7 separate regions of the Mus musculus genome follow, and all the other regions are linked to region 6. Evidence: chromatin loops called from intact Hi-C (ENCODE). Cell type or tissue: heart. All regions are shown on one strand. Region 1 overlaps Gm30262 (a long non-coding RNA gene). Region 2 has its middle 72 kb from the start of Gm20758. Region 3 has its middle 7.3 kb from the start of Gm30624. Region 4 holds the start of 4933440J02Rik (RIKEN cDNA 4933440J02 gene). Region 5 holds the start of Gm30262 (a long non-coding RNA gene). Region 6 holds the start of Phlda1 (pleckstrin homology like domain, family A, member 1). Region 7 overlaps Gm30624 (a long non-coding RNA gene).

What was found. Peaks named below come from ENCODE experiments on the same cell type or tissue, not always from the same donor. Only the 100,000 strongest peaks of a DNase experiment are listed, where the experiment ranks them.
Region 1: it touches region 6 in a loop (4-fold over the local background); 5 of 42 quality-filtered maps call a loop at or near these places.
Region 2: a loop joins it to region 6, with 2.3 times the contacts of the local background. A loop is called at or near these places in 3 of 42 quality-filtered maps.
Region 3: a loop joins it to region 6, with 2.4 times the contacts of the local background. A loop is called at or near these places in 3 of 42 quality-filtered maps.
Region 4: a loop joins it to region 6, with 3 times the contacts of the local background. A loop is called at or near these places in 8 of 42 quality-filtered maps.
Region 5: a loop joins it to region 6, with 3 times the contacts of the local background. A loop is called at or near these places in 16 of 42 quality-filtered maps.
Region 7: a loop joins it to region 6, with 2.9 times the contacts of the local background. A loop is called at or near these places in 5 of 42 quality-filtered maps.

Annotation. Positions count from the first base shown.
Region 1 is chr10:111,599,289-111,603,288 of GRCm38, reverse strand. The region is part of intron 2 of Gm30262 (a long non-coding RNA gene); the gene reads right to left. Among named protein-coding and RNA genes, the nearest start is that of 4933440J02Rik, 7.0 kb to the right of the region's middle. In heart, no CTCF peak of the experiment used is centred here; DNase peaks (open chromatin) are centred at 2,448 and 2,798; H3K27ac peaks cover 597 bases.
Region 2 is chr10:111,800,416-111,804,415 of GRCm38, reverse strand. No RefSeq gene overlaps it. Among named protein-coding and RNA genes, the nearest start is that of Gm20758, 72 kb to the left of the region's middle. In heart, no CTCF peak of the experiment used is centred here; a DNase peak (open chromatin) is centred at 2,385; H3K27ac peaks cover 987 bases.
Region 3 is chr10:111,675,710-111,679,709 of GRCm38, reverse strand. No RefSeq gene overlaps it. Among named protein-coding and RNA genes, the nearest start is that of Gm30624, 7.3 kb to the left of the region's middle. In heart, no CTCF peak of the experiment used is centred here; no DNase peak of the experiment used is centred here.
Region 4 is chr10:111,592,584-111,596,583 of GRCm38, reverse strand. The region is part of intron 2 of Gm30262 (a long non-coding RNA gene); the gene reads right to left. 4933440J02Rik (RIKEN cDNA 4933440J02 gene) reads left to right here and starts at 2,311. Exons shown (of 4, transcript NR_045344.1): 1 at 2,311-2,480; 2 at 2,579-2,635. In heart, no CTCF peak of the experiment used is centred here; a DNase peak (open chromatin) is centred at 1,783; H3K4me3 peaks cover 1,943 bases; H3K27ac peaks cover 2,504 bases.
Region 5 is chr10:111,581,859-111,585,858 of GRCm38, reverse strand. It overlaps Gm30262 (a long non-coding RNA gene), which reads right to left and starts at 2,808. Exons shown (of 5, transcript XR_380793.4): 1 at 2,361-2,808. In heart, a CTCF peak has its summit at 2,411; DNase peaks (open chromatin) are centred at 2,658 and 2,988; H3K27ac peaks cover 1,321 bases.
Region 6 is chr10:111,505,871-111,509,870 of GRCm38, reverse strand. Phlda1 (pleckstrin homology like domain, family A, member 1) reads right to left here and starts at 3,585. Exons shown (of 2, transcript NM_009344.3): 1 at 2,223-3,585; 2 at 1,222-1,811. The coding sequence starts at 3,466. The coding sequence ends at 2,249. In heart, CTCF peaks have their summits at 2,235 (motif pointing left) and 3,303; DNase peaks (open chromatin) are centred at 2,300 and 3,340; H3K4me3 peaks cover 4,000 bases; H3K27ac peaks cover 4,000 bases.
Region 7 is chr10:111,718,818-111,722,817 of GRCm38, reverse strand. The region is part of intron 2 of Gm30624 (a long non-coding RNA gene); the gene reads right to left. Among named protein-coding and RNA genes, the nearest start is that of Gm30624, 36 kb to the right of the region's middle. In heart, no CTCF peak of the experiment used is centred here; a DNase peak (open chromatin) is centred at 1,557; H3K27ac peaks cover 770 bases.

The DNA.
Region 1 (4,000 bases), 93 kb before region 6:
CTTGTCTGTCTCTGTGCCCAGAGTTTCCATTTTTCTACAATACAATAATACTGGATTACAGTGTATACTAATGATATCACTTTAACTCAATCAAGTCCCCCCCCTCCATTTATTCCTTTATTTCTTTATTTCATTTGTTTGTTGTTAAGACAGGCCTCTTTATGTAGCCCTAGCTATCCTGGAACTTGCTCTGTAACCAGGTTGCCCTCAAACTCAGAGGTCTGCCTGCTTCTGTGCTTACATAAAGGGTATGCACCTAGCTTTAAAGTACTTGTTTTCAAATAAGGTCACTGGTGCTCAAGATGGGGACCTTGAGCTTGTGGGAAGGATCACAGTTTCAGGTAGTTCAGGGCCACTCAAAGACTATTCCTGCTCACTTATATTATGAGACCATCTGCTCACAGGGGACCATGACAAGTTCTTACCGATCCTTTTGATATAACCACTCTCTGAGGAAGACTAACCTGGCTTGCCACCAGGACCCCAGCTTTTACACTGAGTTACAGTTAAAGAAGGGTAGAAAGGAAACGGGAGCCTTGTCCAGTGGCCAACTCCTCCCCATCATTTCACAGGGAGAAAGGAGAAGTTGCAAAGAGGATACCTACCCAAGGTCTTATGGTCACTTAGAACCAAAGCAGGACCAGAACCCAGGCTGCCTGGGCCTGCTCCTTTCTTCCTTTGTGGAAATCTACCCCTTACATTTGAAATCTTTATTATGGTGATTAGATACACATTTCAAAATAAGTTGATTATAAAAAATATTATTCTGGGCTGGGGAAATAGTTCAGTGTGTAAATACATTCGTCTTCATGTCTGAAGACCCGAGTTCAATCCCTGGGTGGGATTCAACATGGAGGAAGGAGAGAGCTGACTCCTATAAATTAGTCTATGATGTCTACACATGCACACCTCCCACACACACATGCACACCTCCCACACACACATGCATACCTCCCACACACATGCAAAATTGAAGTTTAGAAAAGTTCTCATAGATTCATCTATATGTACCAAGCCCCATGTCATTGTACCCCCCACCCCCCCACAAAAACACCAAAACCAAAACCCTGGGGAAATAAATGGAGACATTTTCTGGCCAAAATTATTCACCATATTTCATCATATCTAATATTCCATCTACTGTAAGAAACATTATTTTGCCCACTACCAAAAAAAAGAAAGGAAGGAAGGAAGGAAGGAAGGAAGGAAGGAAGAAAGGAAGAAAGAAAGAAAGAAAGAAAGAAAGAAAGAAAGAAAGAAAAGAAAAGAAAAGAAAAGAAAAGAAAAGAAAAGAAAAGAAAAGAAAAGAAAAGAAGAAAGGAAGGAAGAAGGAAAGAGAGAAAGTACGTTGAAGCTAAGGGTGTGGCTCAGAGGTTAGAGCATGTTTAACACGCATGGGGTTCTGGGTTGGATCCTTCATCTCTACATTACCAACTGGGCATTCAAGGTCATCTTTAACTAGTGAGTGAGTCTGAAGCCATCCTGAGCCACACGAGATACTTCCAAGAGAGAAAGAATGAGAATGAATAGAAACACCACCAGCAATCAGATGGGTGTGAGAGCATACATATGATCCCAGCACTTGGGAGGCTCTGGCAGGATCCTGAGTTTGAGGCCAACCTTAGTTACATAGCAAAATGTTGTCAAAAAAAAAAAAAAAAAGGAAAGGGAAAAGAAAAGAAAGGAAAAGAAAGGAAAGGAAAGGAAAGGAAAGGAAAGGAAAGGAAAGGAAAAGAAAAGAAAAGAAAACAAAAGAAAACAAAAGAGAAGAAAAGAAAAGAAAAAGGCCTATCAATGTGTAACATGCATCAATTATTAAAATACAAAAATGCTTGCCTCTCTAATGCAAAGCCGTTAAACTATGAAAACGCAGGCATCATCAGAGCAGGAAAGACAATGACCCAACTCTGTGTTACTGTAACCAAGTCTCTCATGCCTGCCAGTTGTCTTTGCCAGGCTGGTTTAGTAAAATACAGCTGACAAAGTGACAGGTACAAAAGATTTTAAGACACACTGCTCAGTTAATCTAGATGCTCCCCTATCCCATGCCCCCCTATATCCCCCCCCCCATTAAATGACCTAACACATCCTCTAGATCTTTCTTCCAAAGAAAGCATATGTTCTGTACCTCCAGGGACAAGAAATAAGCAACAGGGGGGGCCTTAGGATCAAAGAGATGAGAGTGGAGGAGAGAGCAGTACCTAGAGTCTGCCAAAGCAAACACACACACACACACACACACACACACACACACAGGCAGAGGGAGCAGAGCAGACCTTGCCTGCAAAGGTCCTCTGAAGGAGGCTTACAGAGACTTAGAGGACCCTGGTCTGGGCTGCCACAGCTGTGAGCTGGGAAGAGCCCCGTGTGAGGCCTGAGAACCTGAGACTTGCTCCTACAGCCTCAATCCTGGCAGGAGACCAAAGCTGCCTCTGGCTGGGGCTTACAAAGACCTGGTGCAGGGCCAGCTGGCTGCAGGAGGCATGGTTCTGTATCATTCATCACTCAGAAAGTGCTCCGCAGCTGGAGGAAAGGCACATCAGCCACAGCCAGTGGAGCCCAAGCTGGCCTCCTTCCTCTTCCCTCTTCTCTCCTTCCTTAAGAGAAAAACCCCAGCACTGCTTGAGCCCTAAAAGTGTCAGAAAGCCAGGAGATGTAGCCTCTTGCTTTAAGTGTCCTCCAGTACAAATCTACTTAACACCATTTTAACTTAGGTCCTGGGGACTCAGTGGTTAAAGTCATCGAGTCCATGATGCTACTTTTTACTGGCAACTATTTTGTTTCCGTGGTTCTTTGGGTCAATTCCCAGTGGTACAGACAGGAACCTTCTGGTAGCTTCCCTCTCCATCCAGTTCCCTTTTCCCAACTGCTCTCTTCCCACCTCCCACCTTCTCAGTCTCTCCAGGGATCAGTCACAGAGCAGCCTGGGGGAGGGAGGGACAGGGGAGGAGTCCTCACTATCATCACAACCTTGAAAACTGGTCTTGTCACCCAGTTGTGTGACAAGCAGAAAAAGAAAGGAAGACAGAGAAGAGGGGCATGACTTCAATTCACAGAAAAAGCAGAATGCCCACGTGTGCTGAGTTGGTCAGTGACATGGGCTTGGGAGGGTAGAGAGCCGTGGCCATTCAGGAGCCCAGCAACTGGCATTTACAACGATGCCCCCTGCAAATCCAGGATCTTGCCCACAAGAATTTCATAGATTTTTCTTTTGAAAGGCCATGCTTCCTGGCAAGCTGGGTCAACGGTTAAACTGAAAGAGAAATATTTCTATTATTTGGCAAGAGCCACTCCCCCTCCTAAGCTATTAGTTCATTTGCCAGGCAAGAGAGAGAGAGAGACAGGAAAAAAAAAGTCAATTCTAGGGTGATCATCACACAGAGTAAGACACACACAGAGTAAGAAAATATCAAAGGCCATTTCCAGAAAGGATTAGAACAAATACTTCCTCTGAAGTCCCTGGTGATCCCTGGAGAGGGGAGGGGTGGGAAGGACCCTCACAGTGCAGGTGTGTTGGCTCTGCTCCAAGACTCCAGATGACAACTGTGGCTTGCCCTTGGATTCACAGAACTTGCCTTACCACTCCCAACTGGAATTTCACAGAGATGGCTTGAAACCCAGCGCCCCCCATTCCCAAAGCCAGTGACCTAGAAAAGCCACCAAGCTCTGTCAACCCTCTGTACTTTGTACTTCAGCTCCTGTGACCAATAACGCAGCGCACCACAAGCCAGGCCCCCCTGGAGTACATTTTCCCCTTTATCTCCCTCATTGAGATGTCGTCAGTGACCATTTGCTTGCTTATCAGAGCTTCCTGAGAACTCAGGCTACACCTGTCTGATTCCTTTTTCTTTTCTTTCTTTTTTTTTTTTTTTTTTTTTTAACGTTAAAACTGAAAACGATACCTCCTCTGAAGGCTACCCTGGCTACCCCATTAAGGGAACAACTGGAGTAGTTCTTGCCCCATGAGAACTCCTTCTTCCATAGCAAGACTTACAGAGAT
Region 2 (4,000 bases), 290 kb before region 6:
AAAATTTAATAAGATGCACACCATAGGACCACATTTCTTACCCATTCTTCAGGAATAAAAGAGCTTACACAAATGGTCAGAAATCAGGGAATATTATCACTTAAAGTGGCTTGAAAATGTTGCAAATAACTTAAAATCTAATGAAAAGTAATAGAATGGCAAGGGTTTCTTTTTGAAAAGCCGTACTATCCTATTTTTTGTGTATGAATGTTTTTCTGCATGTTCAGCATATGTAAGCTTAATACCAACTGAGGTTAGAGGAGGGAGTCAGATACCCTGGTGCTGGAGTTAAAGGTGGTTATGGCTTCCATGTGCGTGCCAAGAACTAAACTTAGGTTCTCAAAATTGAAATTGGGTCTTCTACTAAAAGAGAGGGTCAGGACTGTGAACATGTGAACCGGAAGTGATCTGTCATTAGAACAACTTCAGAGGGATAAACTTGAACATTTGAAAGGTAGAAAGGAAGAAAAATGTGGGCACAGCTCTATTTATCTGTTTATCTAGCCTGAGTGCACCTTAGACAAAGGGTTGTTGTCTGTGGCATCGTTTTTTTTTTTTTTTTTTTCTCTCTCTCTCTCTCTGGAAAGGAAGTGAAGGTATGAATAAAGAATGATGTTTTTGTTCAGTCAGTGACTAAGTTCAGGCATTCAGGCCAATGGATATCCTTAGGTGGAGAACAATGTACTTTCCTCCGAGTCCTTTAAAAGTCAAGAAAACAGAAAAGAATAACTTCTCCCTCCGTGACTAACAGGTTCACAGAATACCTCCGAACACCTGCATAGACAGCCTGGGGGCTTCAGCTCCGTTCATGCGAACCTTTGGCAAATCTAGGCCAGTGATTCACAACCTTTCTCATGTTTCGACCCTTTAATACAGTTTGTCATGTTGTGGTGACAACCGCCCCCCCAACCATAAAATACTTCTGTTGCTACTTTATAACTGTAGTTTTGCTACTGTTAATGAATCTTAATGTAAATATTTTTGGAGATATAGGTTTGCCAGAGGGGTTGCGAACTGCTGTTGAGAACTGCTGTTCTAAATGCTCTGACCCTCCCCTCCCCCATAACTTTATATATGATAGCAGAAATACCTACCATCTACACAGTTTTTACCCTGCATGTTATATCTTGTTTGTACTTTCCAATCATTCTGAGGTGAAAGAGGAACTGTTGCTATCCAAACTGTTAACAAATGTAAATATGAGGCTTGGAATAAATAGTCCCATGTTGTCTAACTAACAAGAGAAAATCCTGAATTCCAACCACTGGTAAGTTAAGGGACTGTCGGCTGGGGCAGGGCCGTGTCATTGACCTGAGGCTATACTGCCTTACAGATAGTCTCCGGCAACAAGCAGAGAGTGTAGCTGGTTGGTTTGGGGCTCACGTTGGCCAAGGGATCCAGCAGAGACATTCTATTTCATGGAATTGACAACCAAATGCTCATCAATGGTGAGGCATATTTATGGCAAAGTAGAAAGATAGAGTAAGAGGTGAAACCTGAACTCTTTTATGACGTTCTCTTTTATTTTAGATTATAGTAATTTTGCCTCAGCATTCATAATGGTTCATGGGGGTGCTGTATGGTTTTGGTGCTGGCCACAGACTTAAATTACTAGAACTTAAATACCTCGCAATAAACTGGAATAATTTATTTTACTATCTTTTTGTTAACTTTTGCAACTAGAGACACATTTGCCTCTTGTCCCTAAGACAAATGAACTAACTATTGACACAAGCAAACACATATGTGTGTGTGCATCTCAGTGTTCATAGAGATAGAATATAAATGTGCATTTTTTTATCTTAGGAAAACACAACTTCTGACAAAGTCAAAAAGAACGGAGCAGATTAAAGCTATCGCCATTAAACATAAACTATTACAAGAATAAATATTCCATTATGACAGAAGCTCTTTGTCTATTGTTTATCATCTTCAGACTTTTAACCCCGTGGTCAATCATAGCAAAAGCATCACATGAGAGTCAAAGCATGATCGAACACATGACCATGAGCAAGTCACTAAAATTCTGATCTGAACACAAGGGAGCTGATGTCAGGGTTCTGATTGGATTCCCTTTCCGTCTCTTAGAAGCCTCTCACGAGGCACAGCTGAGATCAAAATACGTGGCAAGAGGCTGTGCGTGTATTCATTCAAATCCCCCCTCATTGACCCATTCTGCATGGAGCTACCCACCAAATGGCAGAGGTCGGTCTAAAGGACGCGTCTGGAACCTCAGAATTTGCTGTGAGCCTTCCTTCTGAGTATCAGAGTCATTCAGACTCTAGAGGTCTACACTCCTCATCCCTGTAAAACTAAAACTGCTGTGATAAATCTGGAAAAACAAAATCTCAGCTGAGTAGCACTAGGAAAAGCATCTGCGTAGCACATGCAGGAAGCTCCAGCTAATTGAGAATAAATGAGCTCTGTATCCCTCAAGGGCTGCGGCAACAGCGGGCCTGGCCGGGTCTCCATAGGTGGGTGAGCACACAGTGAGCTCACTTCCCGAAATGAAATCCCAGAGCTGTGTAAGTTGACTCTCTCTCTCTCTCTCTCTCTCTCTCTCTCTCTCTCTCTCTCTCTCAGCACAGTTGACCCCTTAAATAAAGAAGAGATGAGACATACCAAAGCACACTCAACTTTTACAACAGCAGCTCAAAGGGGGAAAAAAAATCTAAGCAAAAGTTGGAGGGAAAAAAAATGCACAGGCGTGTCCTTGCAATGCTGGAAGAACACACTGCTTGACTTGGCCGCTGTCTGTTTGGGGAATACACAGAGACTGTTTAGGAGTCAGATATGCCAAGGTTGCCGTGGGATGCCCAGTTTGCCGAAAACAAATTTATCTGTCTATTATAAACAGGCTTCCAACAAGGCAGGACCCACTCACTTGCTTCTCCATTGCAGTCGGGCTTACAATGACATACAATGCAGGAACTGTGTTTAAAAAGGCTAATCTAAAATCAATTCAGCGTGGGGAGAAGTATACAAATGCTTAGAAAAAATAGACATCCACAAGTACAGTCTAAGTAGGAAAATGGGTTCTCTTTCTATAACATGAGAGCTCTTAATAGTATTTTCTGGGGAATTGAAGAATTTTCCTAGTGGGAAAATCCTGTTAAGTGTTACCATCATCGCCTGGGCAAGTGCCTAAAGATACACTTTACCACGTCTCCCGTGTTGAAAGGGAGGGAATTCCAAGCATGACTCCTTAGGTTGCCCTCTTTAACCTCTTATCCATAAATTCCGATGCCGTGGCGGCTGAAGATGTATATCCTAGCAAGGACACCTTTTTGAGCTGTGGCTATCCAAACTCCCTTGACCCTTGGATTCTTAGACTATATTCCTAAGTAATTTAGTGATCTGTCACTTTTACAAGCTTGGAAGAAGTAATAGCTGCCGTGAGGACACTCAGGCAGGAAGTGGATGGGGGATAGAATCCGCCGCAATAATTTATTTGGGAGAGATCTTGAAGCCATTTCGACCTGGCTTTACTTTATTTATTTATTTATTTATTTGTTTGTTTATTTATTTATTTATTTTGCACATGTGTGCATGAGCACACATGAGCACAAATGCATTTGCACCCAGCCACCGGACAGGTTAAGAAATGGATAGCAGACCCTCCCCCTGCACCCCCCAGAGCTGAGTTTACAGGTAGTTTTGAACCACCTGTTGTAGGTGTGAGGAATGGAATTCAGGTCATCTACAAGCACAGCAGATGCTCTTAGGCCTCTGAAATACCACCCTTCCTGCCTCACGTTAGGGCTGAATGCATTGTCCCAGGGAACCGTATCTGTTCCACTGAAATGATGAGAACAGAACCACAGGGTACAATAGTTCTGTATCACAAGTACTCTGTCTATCACATGAGGATGCTAAAACTGTCCCACACTGGGTGCGACATAAATCAGAGAATGGCACCACTCAACCGGTGTCTTGAGTTCTCCTTCTCTCAGACGTCCACCCCAGTGACTCTTGACCCCAGCCCTGACGAATGGGCTCT
Region 3 (4,000 bases), 170 kb before region 6:
CGCACATTTTTCTTAGTTTCATCTGTCAAACGCTTTACTTACTGCTCCTGACATTTTGCTCTCTTCTTCCAATTAGATCAATAGCACACATCTCCTGTAAACTTGTAGCCAATAAACACTTCATCACCCGGTATCCACAATGGATTATTCCAGGACGGCCACCCCACATGCCAACATCCACAAATGTTCAGGTCCGTCATTTAAAATGGCACAGAATTTGATATAATATAAGCTCTATGTTTTACTAAATCATCCAGATTACTTATAACAGCTAATGTGATGTAAGTGTTATGTAAATCATTGCTATCTCGTATGGCTCACAGAATAAAGAAGAGAAAAAGGTCTTGTATGTTCAGTACAGAGCAACTGTTCTTAAGTATCTTTGAGCCATGGATGGATGGATGGATGGATGGATGGATGGATGGATGGATGGATGGATGGATGGACAGATGTCGAGCCGATGGCTTTAAGTACCCAACTGCATTACAATTTTCATATTTCACAATTCCTCAACCCCTCACCCCTCAGCAATCTTCCCTTTAAGCAGCACAAGCACTTTGGAGACAGAGAAACAAAAAACTCAAGTTCCCCAAATACACACACACACACACACACACACACACACACACACATTCTTTATTTACATTTCAAATGTTTTCCCCTTTCCCAGTTTTCCCCTCCAGAAACTCCCTATCCCATCCTCCCTCCCCCTGCTTCTATGAGGGTGTTCCCTCACCCACCCACCCTCTCCTGTTTCCCCACCCTTAAATTCCCCTACACACTGGGGCATCAAGCCTTCACAGGACCAAGGGCCTCTCTTCCCGTTGATGCCTGACAAGACTATCCTCTGCTACATACACAGGTGGAACCATGGGTCCCTCCATGTGTACTCTTTGGTTGGTAGATTAGTTCCTGGGAGCTCTGGAGGGTATGGTTGACCCTTATTTTCAGCTATTTCCACAGAAAAACCAGACAACTTATCTCACAACAGAACACGACAAATATGAACTGTGTGTAGATCCTTATGTTGATTCTGCTGCGGCAACTCCCACAGACATTATAAACAGAACAGAGTGTTTCTAGGTAATAAGATAATTTTTTTTCCTCAGAACACTTAGCAAACTTTGAGTTTCTTCATGAGACCCCCCCCCCCCCACCATTCCATATTCATCGCATTATCTGGCAACTGTGTGTATCCGGCACAGACAGAAAGAAATGACCCTGGCAAGGCTTGGTACCCTTCAGCCTCCTGTTAAAGGATATCAGTAAGACGCCTGAGTTTGACACACCAAGTATCCGGATGCATAGCCCACTCTTCTAACAACTACGTAAGAATGCTTTTATCATTTCCATTCCTTAACAGAAGGAATTGATGTATACAGAGGTGAAATGACTAAATTTCATCTCTTAGTAAGTCGTGGTGATGAACTTGAACCATCACCTGCTAAATTCCAGCTAATAGCAATGTATAGTTTGCCTCTCTGAGTACACCTATCTAATATATCCTCAAGCCTTCTTGTCAGTGCTTTCTAATTCCTTCTGTACTTCACTAGTTAAAAATAAAATAGTTTCTACTGTGACCAGGCAATGGACTTATAAACTAATTTTTTAATGCAAAAAAAAAAAAAAAAAAAAGAACCAGGTAAGTTCTGAGGAAAAAAAAAAATCTAACTTGAGCTTTAAATATTTTAATAATTTAAAAAAAAAGATTATACCTCTTCCCCAGATTGTAAACTGTGCTAGGCCTACTTCTATTATCTCTATGCATTTATTTAATTTAGTTCTGGCATCTTTGGGGTTACATTGTACTCCCAAATAAACAAAGACAAAAGTCTTCTTACTTGTCATTAACGGTAATAGTTACCAAAAAAATCATTAAACTTTACTTTAATGTCACTGAGTGTGTCATGAGTGCAGATCAGCGCCCTCTGGCTGTGTGGTTACCTTCACTGTCAACCTGACCGATTTGGAATCTCTTAGGAGACACACATCTGGATGCATTAGCAGGACTTTTAGACACGTTTAACTATGGGGGAAATGATGTGTCCTGACTGTCAGTAGCACCATCCCATGGGCTGGGTTCCCAGGCTGAATACAAAGGAGGAAGGGAGTGGTGGAGCACACTGGTAGTCACGGCACTTGGGAGGCAAAGGCAGCAGATCTCTGAGTTCAAGGCCAACCTGGTCTACAGAGTGAGTTCTAAGACTACACAGAGAAACCCTGTCTTGGGGGGAAAAGTGGGGGAGGCAATGGAACCCAGTAATCAACACTCTCTGCTCCCTGACTTCCGGTCCATGCTGCTATCACTGTGCCTCCCTGACCGTGAACCTTCAAACCCTGAACCTAAAGAAATCCTCTCTCCTTACATTGCTTGCTTCGAGTATTTTGTTATAGTAGCAAGAGAATTAACTAAGGACCAATGAGATGGCTCGGCAGATAAAGGTGGTTGCTGCCAAACCTGTCAACCTGAGTTTGATCCCAGAACCAGCATGGTAAGGAGAGAAACGACTCCCACAAGCTGTTGCTTGACCTCCACACATACTCTGTGGGTCATATGTGTATGTGTGTGTGTGTGTGTGTGTGTGTGTGAGAGAGAGAGAGAGAGAGAGAGAGAGAGAGAGAGAGTAACTAAAATAAGAAAATAGAAGGTTGGTCCTAAGAAGTAGGGCTGTTGCTGTATTAAGCCTGGTCATGTGGTTCTTAGGCCTCTGTGATTAGTTTGTGAAAAGAATATGACTCTCATTATCATCTTTGGGATAGAGAACCACAGAATACAGAGGTTAATGGGCCATTTTGATTGGAGTCTGGAAGACCAGAATTCTGATAAAATGGACAATAAAGACCGCTCAACTAGATTTCAGAAGGCAATGAAGCTCATTAGTCTCTAGGCTAGTTGCCATTCATGTTACAATTAAAAATAAAATATAACTTTAAAAAAAAAAACAAAAAAACAAAACAAAAACCTTATTACCTTCAATCTAAAAACCTGAGCAAGGCTGAAAACCAAAGGCCTTGGACTTCGTTGACTGACAAGGCTCATGCTGCACACGGTGCCTATGACAAGCTCTGCTTTATCCTCTCTCCAAAGGTGAAAGATGCCACTGTTGGCACCCCAGTGCTGTGTGGAGTTCATAAATTCCTGTTGATCTAGGCTCTTCACACTAGCGCTGGGAGATGTGAGCTGTTATCAGAGAGGAAGTAAGATAAACACTGGGCTGGGTTCATTCTAGGCCAGAGTTATCTGAGTCCCAGGCCCCAGAAAAGGCATAACTAAACAAGCCCTGCCTTCAGCTTTTCTCAGGAATCTTACTCACCATTGTCATCTCAACCTTCTTTAGCGGCTAAGCCACTTGAAATCAGTCCAAGTCCCTGCGATGTTTTCTACATTGTTTGCAGCGCCTGCCTGCCTTTCCTTTGCTGAGGAAGTGTGAGAATACAGAGCAATGGCATGGCCAGTACATAAGGCTGATTGACAAGAAGCATCCTTTCAGATGCCTGCGGTGGCTTCGGAACTGTTAGAAAAGGGTGCCTCCAAAACACAGTCAACTGTGGATCGAGCTTGTTTTGAACGATTCTTCTGTCTTTATAGAAAGGCTTTATTAAGTTGGCGTTCCTGATGACTTCCAAGTATTTTTACATTGAGACCAAATATGCGAGCACACATACATGATAAAGCAGAACTGAGTAAAATCAGCCAGACCCCAAAGATGAGGAAAAACAGTTACGTTGAGATGAACCACCTCCGACATACCAGAAGCACTCTGAGCACCACCGCAGGGTCTCTAGGAAATCTTCCAGTGTCACCAGCCAGACACAGTAAGGAGGAAGAGGGGTAGGGACATGTTTATCTCCAGTTTATAGAAACAAATTCCGAAAATAATTGTTCCTGGTGTTAAGGAGAGCGTGGGGTCCAGTATTTGTATACCCTTTAAACTCATGTCTGGAAACAACATGCAAAGAATTTGAAAGGTTTTTTTTTTCTTCACCCTATTTTTCTATG
Region 4 (4,000 bases), 87 kb before region 6:
ACCCCCCCCCCCCCAAGCTCATGTCTCTAGCTGCATATGTAGCAGAAGATGGCCTAGTCGGCCATCACTGGGAGGAGAGGTCCTTGGTCTTGCGAAGATTATATGCCCCAGTACAGGGGAATGCCAGGGCCAGGAAGCAGGAGTGGGTGGGTTGGGGGGGGGGGGTAATAGGGAACTTTTGGGATAGCAATTGAAAGGTAAATGAAGAAAATATCTAATAAAAAAATCAAAGAAAGAAAGAAAGAAAGAAAGAAAGAAAGGAAGGAAGGAAGGAAGGAAGGAAGGAAGGAAGGAAGGAAGATAGATTGCTCTGGAAAAAAGCTAAGCTAGTTTTAGACAAAATGGGAATGTGAGTGAACAGTGAACAAGCAGGAGATAGGGGCTTCCCTGACATCTCAAATCATACCTGAAGACAGCCACTTCCAGGCCTTAAGTCTGGAGTGTGAACAACGTTTAGACCAAATTAAGTAAGCAAAATAATAAGCAGACATGCAATTAATTCTCAATTATGCTCAGCAACTGGGGGAAGGCGGGAGTGGTGGTGGGAGGGAGGGGGTCAGGAAAAGCTTAGCTGCTCAAATGCTCCATGAAGTCAGATTCCAGAGCTTCAGGGAGGATGCGGGCAGCTGACAGAGAGTCTCTCCTTTTATCAAGTGAGGGCATTATCCTGTCAAATCATGCCTGTGGACTCTCTCGGGGACCGGCTTGCTTATCTCCTGGCCCTGCCTGGTCCTGAGCAGCTGGGGTTAATGATTAAATGGAAAGATGACAGGAAATGAAGAGGCTGAGACATTCCATCAGATTAACAGCTGAGACCTGGGAGGCAGCCCCGCTCCCTCACACCAGCTTCTGCATCTGGGGAAAACCAGAAAAAAGAGCCCATCCACCTCATTAGACCGCCTCCTTTTTCCTTTCCCACTCACTATCTCTGTCAGCAACACTCAGAGTCCAAAGGTCTTGAGATATCTCTGAGACGCCAGGGAGAGAAGACAGGAAACCGGGCACCCTCTCTCTGAGGTCCAGCCTGAGATAAATTCCTCCCACTGTGACCTGTCAGCTTCGGTTCCCTCTTAGGTCTTAACAGAGGAGCCGTGAGGACCGATCCTATAGTCAAAGGGGGTCTCAAATAAATGTTCAGAGATGTCCTGAGGCTTGCTCGAGGTGGAGATCGACAGTAAGCTGCGACCTTCCTTCCTGCACGTCTTTGTCCTTGACACATCAAATATCAAACTGGGAGGAGGGGAAGGGAAGAGACAGGGAGAAAACCAAGAAAGGTCAGTTGCCAAATGGGACATCCATGTAGCCTCCTCAACCACTGGCTGACTCAGGGTTAAGCGGTCTACTTCTCGAAGAGAATAAAGTTAAAGCCAGCTTTACCTGTTGACCTGAAGACAGATCCTTGCGTTATCGTGGAAATTTCCACTATAATTTCAGATTCCACACAAATAATATTCCCGGCAAAATCAGCTTCCAATGGGCGGGTATCCTAAGTGTCTTAGGAGTTTTCATTTTGCTTTCCTTTGAGCTCTTAAAGAGGGGTCTAGAAATCATTAATTTCCCTGCCTTTTCATCTTAGACTACCTAGCGGCTCAGATCGGAGCTCTGCGCGCCTAAAATCAGGAAGGGACAATGGCACTTTGCCATTTTGGCACTAGCCTCGTGTCCCAGGCAGCAGCCTAGCCAGGCACCTTCTACCCCCCACCCCAACCCCCGGCTGTGAGCAGCAGCCAAGCCTATGTTTCCTATGACACAACCCCTCTCCGCAGACTCTAGGAGCTCCAGAGGGACCCCATTTAGATAACCAGGCTCCAGATAAGCTTGCCGGGTAATTATCCAGCTTGTGCCCTGTATCACGCCAGCTGAGTGGCTGTGAAGGGAACAGGGGACAAGGCCAGCAATCCCACATGATGCCTGAAATTGTACTCCGTGTAGAGGCAAGAAATCCTTCCCTCTGATCCGTTAAGGTTCCGTAACGAGTCTCGGGAAGGAACTAATAACATACCCATCAGCAGGAGACGCGCCTATTTACTACCCGACTGGCCATCACACATTCACTATCGGGTAACAGTCTGGTGAGAGTTAGAGGCAATGAAGATACAGTTTTAGAGATTAAGTAAGTTATTTTCAGAGTAGATAAATGACCAACCACCACCACCACCACCACCACCCCAAAAAAAATGAGGCTGGGACAAACTTTATCTGGCCTTTGGCTGTAACGTTAGCTCTAATCTCCTTCCGGTTACGTGCTTCCATCACTTCCGGTAGGCGGGGTGTCTGAGGAAAGATTCAAACTAAGTTTTGTGGATAACTGGGAATTGTAAAAAGAAGCGGAAATCAGAGGAAGCCTTGCAGTGTGTGAGCTGTACCCCAGGTGATCCCACTGATATCAGGACATCTCTGTACATTTTTCCGGTACCACATCTCTCAGGGGTATCACAGACTCCGTCCATCTATGCAACCCAATTCTAAGGACATCCTGGGTCTGTAAAATTCCCTTCTATCTCCATCAACAATTTTAGAACGTCCTCACACCTTTCTGATACACTCCTAAAGGATTTTCAAAATGATCTGTTGACAGCTTCAAAAAGCAACGGAGTGAAAGATAGTTCGTGGAAGTGGAGGGAGAGTCTATTGTGTAAGTTGTCACCTCAGTATTATTACATCCAGGGCAAACATTTGTTTAGAATTCTAATTTCTATTCCAGTACAATCGCCTCTATGGAAATGGAGACTAATCTAAAGAATAACTAAGTCAGTTACTGCTTTGTAAAGATAGCATATGGTACTTAAATTGAACCAAGAAAGCAGGAGGCACGACACCAAAGGCTTCCCAGCTCTTTGTAGCGTAGTAAGAACTGTATTTCACATCACACCCAAGTAGACACGCACATGAATGTGCAGCTCAAAATTTTGATGAAACCCAATCACTTTTACTATTTTCTATACAAGTGTTCTCTTTATTTATTGAAACTTACTATATTGACTTGATGACCCACTAAGAACTTGAGGATTTAAGGTTGGTTAGTTTCAAAATCCCTTTTTTATATCTATCAAAAAAGGAAATACAAAAACCCACAAACCTAAGGCTGGAAAGGTGGCGTTCAGAGATTAAGAGCACTTGCTGCTCCTGTAGAGAACCTGGATTCAGTTCCCAGCACCCACATGGCTGCTCACAACTGTCTGTAACTCCAGTTCCAGGAGATCCAAAACCCCTATCTGGCCGCCACAGGCACACATACATGCATGCAGGAAAGCACCTAAAATTACATAAAATAAAACTTAGTCTATAACATTCTCTCTAGTATCTAATAATGGCTATCACTAAAGCATAAACACAATGTATCAGAAATGTATAGTACAAGTTTAGCAAAAGAGTTCTTGCCAGGACCTTCCAAAAAAGAAAGGAAAAGGGGGTGGGGGATGCAGGGTGGAAAGGAAGGAGGGGGAAACATGAATGAAGGCAAGAGAAAGTGAAAAGAAGAAAAACATGAGGAAAAGAGGGGATGTTCTAACTCTAGGAACTAACCAGATTCACTTAAACCCAGTAGGTTCTCCCTTGAGCATTACAAAGGACCTTTTGTTTCAGTAAGGTTGGAGCTAGGAGGCTAGGATGGATGAAGTAGGTTAGTGAAGCATTCTAAGGATTAAACGGTGGCTTTGTAAGTTGTAATTACTACCATGTGTGAATTTCATTAAGTAAAAATGTGGCAGGTCAATGGAGCTCTAACATTAGCAACATGTGCACTGTCCCCAAGCAAATTCTGGGTGAGGATTGCATGTGGGACAGGCAGGGAGTGTGTGCACCATCTCTGCATTTCTCACTTAATTTTCCTGTCAACCTTAAACTGATCTAAATAAAATGATTTTAAGGTACACCTTTTTCTACTTGCCTATCAGCACTATGGTGGTTTGAATAAGAATGGCCCCCCACTGTCTCATAGATTTGGATGCTTGGTTGGTCACCAGGGTGTGGCACTATTTGAAAGGATTTGGGGGTGTGG
Region 5 (4,000 bases), 76 kb before region 6:
CTCACAGTCAACTATTGGATGGATCACAGGGCCCCCAATGGAGGAGCTAGAGAAAGTATCCAAGGAGCTAAAGAGATCTGCAACCCTGTAGGTGCAACAACAATATGAACTAACCAGTACCCCGGAGCTCTTGACTCTAGCTGCATATGTATCAAAAGATGGCCTAGTCGGCCATCACTGGAAAGAGATGCCCATTGGACAGGCAAACTTTATATGCCCCAGTACAGGGGAACGCCAGGGCCAAAAAATGGGAATGGGTAGGTAGGGGAGTGGGGGAGAGGGTGTGGGGGACTTTTGGGATAGCATTGGAAATGTAATTGAGGAAAATACGTAATAAAAAAAATTGATTTGTTTTGTTTTGTTTTACTTTGAGACTACTTTTGCTAAGTAGGTCTGGCTGGCCTGTAACATACTGCGTTGAACAGGCTGTTCTCAAACATGCACTGATCCTGTTGCCTCTGCATCCAGGTACTGCAATTACAGCTGTATACCACCAGTCCGAGCTTTGAATTTTTTTAAGACAACATTCAATGAAGGTCTCTGTATTTCTCAGCCTCCTCTTCTCAGAGGGATGATCCAGAAATGCAGAGAAGTTTAGGGTCCAAAATATAATCCATGCAGAAGTTTCAGAAAGTATAGTTTTTGTGCAAGGACACTTCTATACAAAGCGTTAGGTGCAGGTGGTGGTGGCACATGCTGTTGATCCCAACACTCAGGAGGCAGAAGCTGGTGGATCTCTGTCAGTTGAAGGCCTGGTCTACAGAGCAAGTTCTAGTACAGCCAAGGCTACACAGAGAAACCCTGTCTGGAAAAACAAAACAAAACGAAATATTAAAGCTAATTGGGTATTATTTCAAAGAAACACAAGAAGAAAAGCTACAACTGAGAACACTTTTGTGGCGCACACCTTTAATCCCAGTACTCCGGAGGCAGAGGCAGGCAGATTTCTGAGTTTGAGGCCAGCTTGGTTTACTAAGTGAGTTCCAGGACAGCCAGGGCTACACAGAGAAACCCTGTCTGGAAAAACAAAACAAAACGAAATATTAAAGCTAATTGGGTATTATTTCAAAGAAACACAAGAAGAAAAGCTACAACTGAGAACACTTTTGTGGCGCACACCTTTAATCCCAGTACTCCGGAGGCAGAGGCAGGCAGATTTCTGAGTTTGAGGCCAGCTTGGTTTACAAAGTGAGTTCCAGGACAGCCAGGGCTACACAGAGAAACCCTGTCTGGAAAAACCAAGAGAGAGAGAGAGAGAGAGAGAGAGAGAGAGAGAGAGAGAGAGAGAGAGAGAGAGAGAGAAAGAGAGAGAGAGAGAATACTTTTAAAAAGACAGAGTTTTATATTGCTAATTGGGGGTGGCGACACTTGCTGGTAATCCCAGCGCTCAGGATGTAGCAGCAGGAGGATGGCTTCAAGTTTTTGACTAATCCATCCTGCAGAGGAAGCGCTAGACCAGACGTGGCTACAATGTAGCCAAATTCTGTCTCAGAAAAACAAGTGACATAAAAGAATTGTTTCTTTCTAAGTACACGAATACAACCTTCCACATAATGCTTTAAGTAAATCTACTCACTAGCTGGTATGTCTCAATATTTCTTGCAGGAAATTGTGTTCCCGAGCTAGTAAAAGTCGGAACAGTCTAACATGGGTTTAGTCATAAATACACTAATTCACTCAAAGGCATTAGAAGGCCTAAAAGACTCAGGCCTAGGACTCATACTGACGTATGTGAAACAGCCATCCCATAGTTTCCAAGTTAACGAACTCTTTTCTACTGCATCTGACTAATGCCATTGCCTAGCTCAAGGCTGCTGACTCATGGGAGAGAGGCAAGACTTTTGATGAGTCATGTTCTTAGGAACCGTGAGCCACGGAGACCCTGGCTCTCCCGGGAGCCCCAAAGTCTTCCTGGGTCTCTGCTGTTCATCATAAAATCCTGTGCCTGCCTCCCCTCCTACTGAATTAATTGCTGTTAGTGTGTGGGAGGGTGGTGCCTGCAATTAGCTTTCTACCTGGCAGTTAGTCAACAATATAAAGGTGGTTAAGTGAGTCATGAACTTGTCAGTAGATTAAGAGAAAAAAAAAAAAAACCTGGAACTTGTCAAATGCTTAAAATAATTGGTTCACGGAGATGCAAACGGGACCCAAGATGAGGTAGAAAGAACAACCCAGCCCAACTCTTGGATAATATGAAAGCCGTCGGGAATTCCTGACACAGGTGACACATGGCTTTATCTAGCGAGGCATGAGAAGGGTGGGGTTGGGACTGAAGAGAGGTCAGAATGCACAGATAAGGATAAAGGAAATTCCAAGAAGGATCTAAAATCTGCTGATGGCAAGAGGCAGTGCGCTGTTACCTGCATAAAGAGTCGGGATGGCCGATGACTTCAAATCCTTGCACTACGCTGATTCTGCCTCAAGAGAGCTTGCTAAAAAGCGCCAGTGTGAGCCACAACGTAGGGGAAGGAAGCTAGCGGAACTGGGGGCAAAATTTGCTCAAATATTTTGGCTTCCGTTGGAACAAAAATAGCCCTTCTCTTTAAAGAAACTGATGCTGCAGAGACTTGATGATGTTCTAGGAAATGAAATGAGATAATGTTTTCAAAATAGCCCTGCCATAATGTCAATGAATAGTTTCAGTTCTTATCATGCGCGCGCGCAAGGCATTGTGTGCCTCGCGAGCTGCAGCGCTGATACTGAAGCAAGCAAAGGTGTCAGGACATTTAAAAAAAAAAATGTAATGCTTCTCCCCCTCTCTAAAGAAAATAGCATACAAATGCCCACGATGGGTGAAAACCTAACTCCAGTCAGCCATGGCAGGTCAAAAACCAGTTTCATTGATTCTTGGCAAAGGCTGAAGGAAGATCTTGGACTAACACCCATACTTTCACAGGGAAAAAAAAAAAAAAAAAAAAAAAAAACAGGATCTCAGGTCATTCAAGCCATCAGAGGCTTTAAATGTCACCTGGCTCTTGCCCAAACTGGCGGCCACCCAGAAACATTAAATAACACTCCTCAGTTTCAGGGTGTACGAATTGCAACACTGATTCCATGGAGCCAGGCTGACTTCTTTCCTCCCTTTCTTCATCTACTTTTCTTCTCCCTTGACCTGGTTCTGAGAAACCGTAAAGCTCCACGGGCAAAATGCCGCTGAAGTCCAGCTGTAAGTCTGCAAAATTACAGAGTCACATTCCCTTGCTCCATTTCATCACCTGCCACTCTCATATAGAAGCCATCTCTGGGACACCACGTGGCCAAGGTCACTCTGAAGTTGTCACACTTTCTTTGATGGTTCCCTCCACGGCAAGCCAAAGTCAGGAGGGCTTCCTGGGCCGTGGCTTCCATAGCCCTTCCAGTCTTCTTCGGCTGCATGGTCTTTATTGCCCGTTCTTTCACTGTCTTCATGACCTTTCCCCCTCTTACCACACCTGCCACACCAATTTCTCGGAAGCCATGGATTATCTGATTGATCTTCATTCACGCCACTGCACACAGCCCAGAGACTCCATCTCTTTGTGCGGAACAGAGACTCTTTATCAATTTTCTGATTCTCTGAATGGTAGGAAACACCAGATCGTCAAAGCAGCGTGATGACACGGGGTAATATATCTATGCCATAGTAATGCCTTTTTCCGTAACGAAACATCTGTGAGTCAATACTGTGAAATTTCCAGAATTTACAAACTGCCTCTGAAAGGGCCTGCTAACTGTCAAGTCATTACCCCCAGGGGTGACAACTGAAATTAGTCTTTGCCTTCCTCTCTCTGACCTCTCTGCCCCAACACCTAGCTCCATATTTATTCACTGCCCAACTAAGTCCAAAGCTGAACTCACACATTATGAGCCCTACGTGAGACACTCTTTGACCCCACTGATGCCACCAAGGCCACCAATCAAACTGTCCTCTGAAGTCTCACAGACTTTATCTCCTGCCTCCCTGTGCTGTTGTTAATCTCTTTGTTGACTGTTTCTTAGTTAGGTTTACTGATCCATTCTA
Region 6 (4,000 bases):
AAAAAAAAAAGACATCTCGTTTCTTAAAACCAGCATTCCAGTTTGGAAGCTGGAGAAATGCTAACCGAGACCCTGAGAAAGGGTCAGGACAAACAGACCAGTCAGGCATCAAGGAAGTGACTTTCAACCCCTAGAGACTTTGGTATTATCCCGGGACTCCTTCTCCACTGAAGTAGTGCCTGCCTTTGTGACTCTTGACTGTCCCTTTGATTTTACACAGTGGAGGGTTTGTTCTACCTTTAAAAGCACAGCCTTTCCCTCCACCCCCACAACATCCTGACGGTTGAACAAGAGTTTGTTTTCTTTACTGACAATCTCCAGCCGTGGTTCTCAACCTTCCCAATGCTGTGACCCCTTAATACAGTTCCTTTGTCCTAGATGCACCCTGAGAGTGATTTGTAAATATTTCAAAGGAGTTGGGATGTTGCAGGGAGTCCCCCTAGTCATTGCAATATCCTAACTGTGAATTTGCTGTTATGAGTCATAATGTAAAGATCTGATATGCGACCTCTTGTGTTGACCCTCAAAGGGGTCAAGGCCCACAGGTTGAGAACCACTGAACTCGGCTTCTCTAGACTTTTTCTTTCCTTCCAAATGGCGAATTTAGCCACCTCACCAAAACAGGGACGGTCCAGACATCCCCCAGAGCAGGAAAGGGAAAAGTGTCGTTTTCTCTGCCCAGTCTTATTTTCAGGATGAAATTTAAAATGTTATGGTACCCAGTCCTTTGAAATATTTACAAATCACTCTCAGGGTGCATCTAGGACAAAGTAAAAGGCTAAGAAAATGTGGCCCAAGTGACTATGCAGAGGTCTTGGTGCTGGGTAAAAATACTCTCAAGTGGGGCACCCCCTAATTTTAAAATGGAAGCACTAATACTCACAATCAAAATGAGATTTTGTGGTGCTAGGATTGAATCCCCGGGGCACCCGAGCCCAGCTCTCTGCTCCAGGTCTCTACATTTGGTTTCCTATGCAGCCACTACAACCCCCCCACCCCCCAGCAGACTCCACTCACCACACCCCCAAGCCAGGCCTCAGGCTTCCCGCTGGGGTAGCATTTAAATGTTTTCAAACCCAGTGTCATTCATACTGATTTCTTCCTAGAAAAAGCAGGATTGTAACCACCAGGTTTTCATAATTATACACTCTGACCCACTCAGCTTTAGAAAGAGACATCTGTACACACTACATAGCACGTCTATGAAAAAGAGACCTTTAGAAACTGAAAGTAATATCAGAATTTAATTTCAACGTCTTCAAATACAATGAAAGAGTCGACTTTATGAGAATGTCCTGGGAATACTGAACCCATTTTTTTTTCATGTTTGCCCCCCTCCACCACCCCTTTCCCTTTTTCTCTTCCAAGATCAGGGCTTACTAAGAAATCTGTTTCTGAAAATAAAGTTTCTTTTTTTTTTTTCTTTTTTTCTTTTTCTTTTTGGCGAGGAGGGGGAGGAGGTGGCCTACATTCAGAAATGTCTTAGATTAGGCATAAAAAAACTAATAAATAATCATAATCCAAAATAACATTAAAATAAAATTACAGTACATAAATTGTTCCTACAAAGGTCCATTACGTTAGGTGATCCTTCCAAAGGTCCATAAATAAAGTCATCTCGACGCAAAATCTGCTTCCTGCAACTGTGATGAACATTATGCAGAAAACTACGAGGGAACTGCAAGCGCGCGTTATCCGTCGGGTGAAGTCCAAACTACTTGATCAGGCGCGGGGTGGGGAGACTCTGTTGGTTTTGATCCAAGTGAACTGAATAGCAATGCACTCTTCCCACTTTCCGAAGTCCTCAAAACCTGGAAAGAAAGGACACGGAATGAAATGAGTGACTCAGGAGTCAAGACCCTGTTCCCTCCCGGCCAGTACAAAGGACCGAGTGCCCAGAAGGACACCAAGGTCTTTACGTTGGTGCGGAGGCACACAATAAAGCAGCCCAAAGGAGGATGGCACTGAACAAGAGTGATCACCACGGTGGTGGGTAGGTGGTCCCCGTGCCCTGCTCCCTGGCGGAATTCCTCCGGCTCTTCTCTCCCCGCCCTGCCTCTACAAGCTCCGGCTTGCCCATCTTCTTTCCACCTCTCCAGAAACTTGAAACGATTTTTTTTTTTAAACTTTGCTTCGGGAGCGAAATCGGTCAACAAGCTTCCTACTCTTCCCAACAGCCATGCTGGCACGTTTCTAGGTGTCCCAGGTTGCCAGGACCTTACCTTGAGTGGCCCGGGTGCCGCCCTCTTCAGGCAGAGTTGGAGGTGCTGCGGAGAAGCCGGTGACCCTGCGGCTGCGAGTGAAGAGGCTGGTGCGCGTGCTGGAGTTGGTACGGGTGAGGGTGAGGGTGAGGGTGCGGGTGCGGGTGCGGGTGTGGGTGCTGGTGCGGGTGAGAGTAAGGATGAGGATGCGGATGCGGGTAGGAGTGGAGCTGTTGGGGTTGGGGTTGGGGCTGAGGTTGGGGCTGAGGTTGGGGCTGGGGTTGGGGTTGAGGCTGGATCTGCGGCTGGGGCTGGGGTTGGATCTGCGGCTGGGGCTGGGGTTGGATCTGCTGCGTCTGCGGAGGCTGCTGCTGGACCAGGTGCTGCTGCTTCTGCCTGGTAGACTTGACCGCCAGTATGGCCTGGCGATTTTTGTACTGCACCATCTGCAACGTGATCTCGGCGTTCCAGCCCTGGTCCTGGGGGCACCGAAAGTCGATCTCTTTGCCCTCCGTCATCACCACAGTGAAGTACATGTACTTGCCCTTGCGCTCCACGCAGTCTACAGTCTTCATATTGGAAAAGTGCAATTCCTTCAGCTTGACTGGTGGCTCAAGGCTGGCGACGGTGGGGCCACTAGGTTGGGACGGTTCGGCCGTCCCCTGCCCGGGCTGTTGCTGCTGCTGCTGCTGTTGTAGCTGCTTGGGCGGTATGAGCAGTAGCCCTTCCTCGGTGAGGATGCAGCACTTTTTCTTCCAGAGCTGCAGCAGCCCGTCGCTTCGCTTTTCCAGCACTCCTTCCTTCAGCGCCTTGCAGCCGCTGTTCTCCAGCATCCTTCCGGCATAAGGGGTGCTGCTGCTCCGCTCGGCCTTCAGGCTTCCAGACGCTCCGGCTGGGGGTAGCAGTAGCAGCCCTGCGCCGTCCTCGCCCCAGCGGCTTCCGCGGCCGCCCGCCCGGAGCGCGCAGAGAAGGCTGACTCGCAGGAGACAGAGCGGTGGCGGCGGCGGCGGTGGCTCGGGGTCCCGGCAGAGGGACAGGCGCGTCCTGACTCGCCACAAGATCCCGGAGCCGTGAGCGGGCTGCTCTCTGCCGTCCTCCGGCGAGCGCTCACTGAAGGGCACTGGCCGGGGCCCCTCGCGGCGCTTTTCAATGGGCCACCCTCCCCACCCCCGAGTGACACCCAGCGGAAAAGGCGGCTCCTGGCGCCCGCGCCGCGGGGGAAAACCCAGCTCCGAGAGGCGCTCGGCAGCCGGCGTACGCCTCATTAACTTGGGGCCTTCCCAGAGCCCGCCGCGGACACGCCCCCCGCCGCCGGCTCCGCCCCAGCCCCGCCGCCGGCTCCGCCCCCGCCCCGCCCCACCGCCCACGGCCGCCCGCGCCGCCTGGAAGCAGGTTCTGGAAACTCCTGGAGGCTCCACGCGGTCGCTGAGGTCGCCGCGGCTGCCGGGCGGCGACTGCCGACGCCCAGAGGGCGCCGAAAAACCATCCCCCCACGGACCGGCCCTTCCTTAGCAGGTGGGCTCTCCGCTGCGGGGGTGGGTAGCAGATCCAGGCAGGCCTGGGGAGCCACCCCTGGGGTCAACGCGGAGCCGACTCCAGACAAGGGCATAAAACTTAGGGGACGAAGTTCCATAGCGGGCATTACCCCCCCCCCCCCCATAGCTATGTAAACATCTCAGGGAACAAAACCCAAGAGTGCTTCGAGCTTTTTTGTTGTTGGTGTTGTTCAGCCATTAAATAAATAGTTGTTCCTGGGGGCAATTAGCTAAGGCAAAACAATAAAGCTACCAGTTTGTAGT
Region 7 (4,000 bases), 210 kb before region 6:
AGAAAGAAGACAGAGGCGAAGGTGTTAAGAAACTATAGTTCCATGTCACTGTGTGAGGAGTGTTAAATGGGGCACCTGCTATGGAAATTGGTGTAGCTGTCCACTGAAATACTGATATAGAACTACCGGGGGATGCAGCAATTCTACTTCTTTGTACATATTCAAAGTAACTGAGAGAATATCAAAGAGATACAGTTGTCTAACATCCACGTTTAGTACAGCATTACTCATGATAGGCAAGGGATGGAGTCACACACAAAACATAGCAGAGCCATGCAGTGAAATTGTGTACTGCTTTAAAGGGATGGCGTTCTATTATAGGAAATGATTTGCTTAAACTCTGAGGATATGATGTTAGCTGAAACAGAGCCAGAAGAGAGTAGATACTGGAGCATATGTCTAAGAGGCATATAAAGTGAGTAGTTTGTAGATATTGAAAATAAAATGGCATATACCTGACTTGGGAGAAGGAAGAAATAAGGTGTTACAGTTTAGTGAACGAAAAGTTTGAGTTCTGCAAGATGAAAACATTCCAGGGGTTGGTTTTTAACCTCAGAGTCGATATACTCGATATACTAGGCTTAAAAGTTACCCTTATGATAAATCTTATATATTTTTATCAAAATAAAAACGCAACCACGGTGCTGGGAAGACAAGGGAAGGGCACGAGCACTGAACTCTGCAAGTGTGAGGGCTTGAGTCTAAATCCCCAGGACCCGTGTAAAAGGGCAGGCATGGTAATGTGTACCAGCAACCCCGGGGCTGGGGAGCTAAAGAGCAGAGGCTTGCTGCCCACAAGCCTGGCTCTACTTCCAGGGAAAGGCCCTGTCTTGAGGGAATATATGGATAGTAACAGAGCAGAATACCAGCTAACTGTCTCTGGCCTCTACATACACAGGTGTACACATACCTGATAGCTATCCATATTAATATCACACACCATGCACATACACCAAGACACCATCTCTCTCTCTCTCTCTCTCTCTCTCTCTCTCTCTCTCTCTCTCTCTCTCTCTCTCTCTCTCTCTCTCTCTCCCCTCCCTCCCTCTCCCCATCTCTTTCTCATACACACAAATGCATAACCCATTGTCCATGTGACAGGCAATTATAAGACAGCCTTTCTTATACCTCATTATGAATTCATTTGTCAAATTAGTTCCATTCTCTGAATTATAAACTTATCAGTCTAAGAAGTATAAAGTTATCAGTTTAGGAAAGGGGACCATGAGGAAAGGCAGGCCTAGGGAAACACTAGCCTTCTAAGAAGATGTCAGGATGCTAAGGCAGCCATGGAAGGGGGCTGCTGGGAAGATGGGAGGCATGAGGAAAGAGGACCACAAAGAGGCAGGAGTGAGTACACCTTGGATACTTCATCCTTTCTGCTCTCCCTCGACCTCAGTAACTCACAGGCAGTGAGAGCAGGGCAAAGACTGTGCTGAGAAACACTAAGAATCATGTGGTTGAAGGGCACTCTGGCAGCGATACCACAGCTGAGCTTCCAGAATCCCAGAGGCTGACTTCAGACTGCCTCCGTGCTACAATGCACCCCACTGAACTTTCCAGGCCCAGATGGCAGTTATTTTTAGACCTGTTCCCCTTTCCACGATTGACAGCAACTGTGAAGTGTAGAGGGAGAACTTGGCCTAAAAGCCAAACACAAGTTCCCATTTTTAGTAGATATGACTGCTGGAGACAAGCGACAGTGCTCTTGGTCCTTACCTCTCTATGAAGAACACAATCTGTTGACCTTCGCCAGGGAAGTGGCTTTTGCTATCGTGGTAGGGCCTCTGGTTAGTAAAGGCTAGCTTTCTATAGCTTTGATGCTGTTCCCATAGGGTGAATCCTACCTGAAGGGCTCTCTGTGCCCCACCCGAGCCTGCCCTGGGGCTTGCTCTACCATAGGCAGGACTCTAAGTCTGGGACTGTGTAGTTCACCCCAGGCCTTGCCCACTCTTCATAATGGTCAGCTTTCCTAGAATGAAGCTCTGGCTTTAAAGTGTATCGTCCATTAGAACAGACCTGGGATGTGCAGCTAGGAAGGAGAAGGCTTTCCTCAGGGAATATAGCTGTACCCTTCTAAAGCACAGGCAGCCATCACTTGAGCAGGTGAAACATTATGCATTGCCTATGTTCATTCTCATTCAATCAACCGTTCTGACTGCAGCTTGATTCCTGAGAGGACATGAAATGTTATTTACGCCTTCTTGATGTTCCTCATGCTGAGGCGCAGGGCTCCCACCTAGCTCCGATGTGGGAGCTCCCATCTGATTGTCAGCCCAGCCCACATTGGCTCGAGCTGAGACACCAGTTGTCTCCGTCTCAACTTCTCAACTTATTTGACAAGGTCAGAAACCTCAGGTGATGAGGACTAGCAAAGACAGAACCCAAGCTTCCTGAGGTTGTTTGTGTGTGTGTGTGTGTGTGTGTGTGTGTGTGTGTGTGTGTGTGTGTGTGTGTGTACATGCGCGAGAGCACGTGTGTTTGCATGCATGTGCATGTGTGCATACATCTGTCTGTCTCTTAACCTTTCATTCCAGCCTTACAGCTTCCCTAAAGCCCCATGCTCCACCATCCCAGGTCAGAAGCCCTTCAGTCACTGAGAACGGTAGCATGAAATCCTGACTCATTCAAGCTGATTTTGCTTTTGACCCTGAAAAAATTATAGAATTCAATCCAGCTTGGCTAGCATCGGAAGACAAGATCTCCATTTGAAATACAGCTCTTAGAGGTTAAACACGGACAGTACATGGCAAACAGAGCCTGGACCGGGAGCCAGCCCTGCCCATTGTTAGCAAATGCCCTTTCCATAGCATCCCAAAGAGGCAAGATGGAGAGCGTGTATCAGATACTGGCATTGGAATCAACAGGCTAGAAACTGAAGGCTCGCTTGTGTTTTATTATCAACAATGGAAAAACTGAATCAGACTAGTTAGCAGTGGGCAGGGAGCCAGCGCAGACTTGATTAGATCTTCATTCTTGTGGTTTTCCATTCAGGGAGAAGCTTGATTGTGGAAGAGAAGCAGAGTTGCCAAGGTAGTCAGCACCTGTGTGTGCCTGTCTCTAGCATCTCTTCAAGTGAACAAGCGGGGACTAGATTCTAGTCACTAGAGGAGAGCAGGAAATAAAGAGTCAGCCAGGCTTGTACCCAGGCCAAGTTAAACAGGGCATACATATTCTTCATCGACCATCTGAAGACAGACCTCACTCCTACTCCCAGCAGATGCTCTGGTAGAAGGTGTCCTATTTGGGGGCATAGCTAAGAAACGGGTTGTCATTTCTGTCTGTATTTTCCTGAAGTAAGCTTCCTACCCTTGGGCCTGGAAGGAATGAAAGGGCTCTCCCAAAAGGAAGTTCCCTTCGGAAGGATCATCCAAAGATAAGTCAGGAAGGTGCCTTCAACAATATCCTGAGTTGGGATGCCCAGCATCCATATAAAACCTGGGCATGGCATCTGTCACTCAGCACTGAGGTTGGAGGGTGCAGATATAAGCTAATCCTTGGAGTTCATTGGCCTCCCAGCCTAGCCAAAACAATGAGCTCCAGGATCGGAGAGACCTTGTGTCAATAATAATAATAATAATAATAATAATAATAATAATAATAATATGGAGAGTAATCAAATACACACAACATTGACCTCTGGTCTCCTCATACTCACTCATAGATGCATGCACGCACCCATGTGAATGTGTTTGTATAGCACACACACACACACACAAAGAGAGAGAAAGAGAGAGAGAGAAGATAGAAATAGACCTTTTTTGATCCATTCGTTCTTTCCTTGCAGAGCACCTCAGGACGCCTCAATCGCCTTGGCACACCATCATTATGGTGCCTAACCATCTCCTTTCTCAGTGCATCTCCACCTCCCCAAACCTGTGTGGCTAAGGAGTAAGTAAGACTCAGCCCTGCTGGGCTACTATGTTTCTTCTTCCTCTCTTTGAAACCAAACTTGAAAACCAAAAGCCTAGATACTGGACCCTATCAGTTTCCCTGGTTT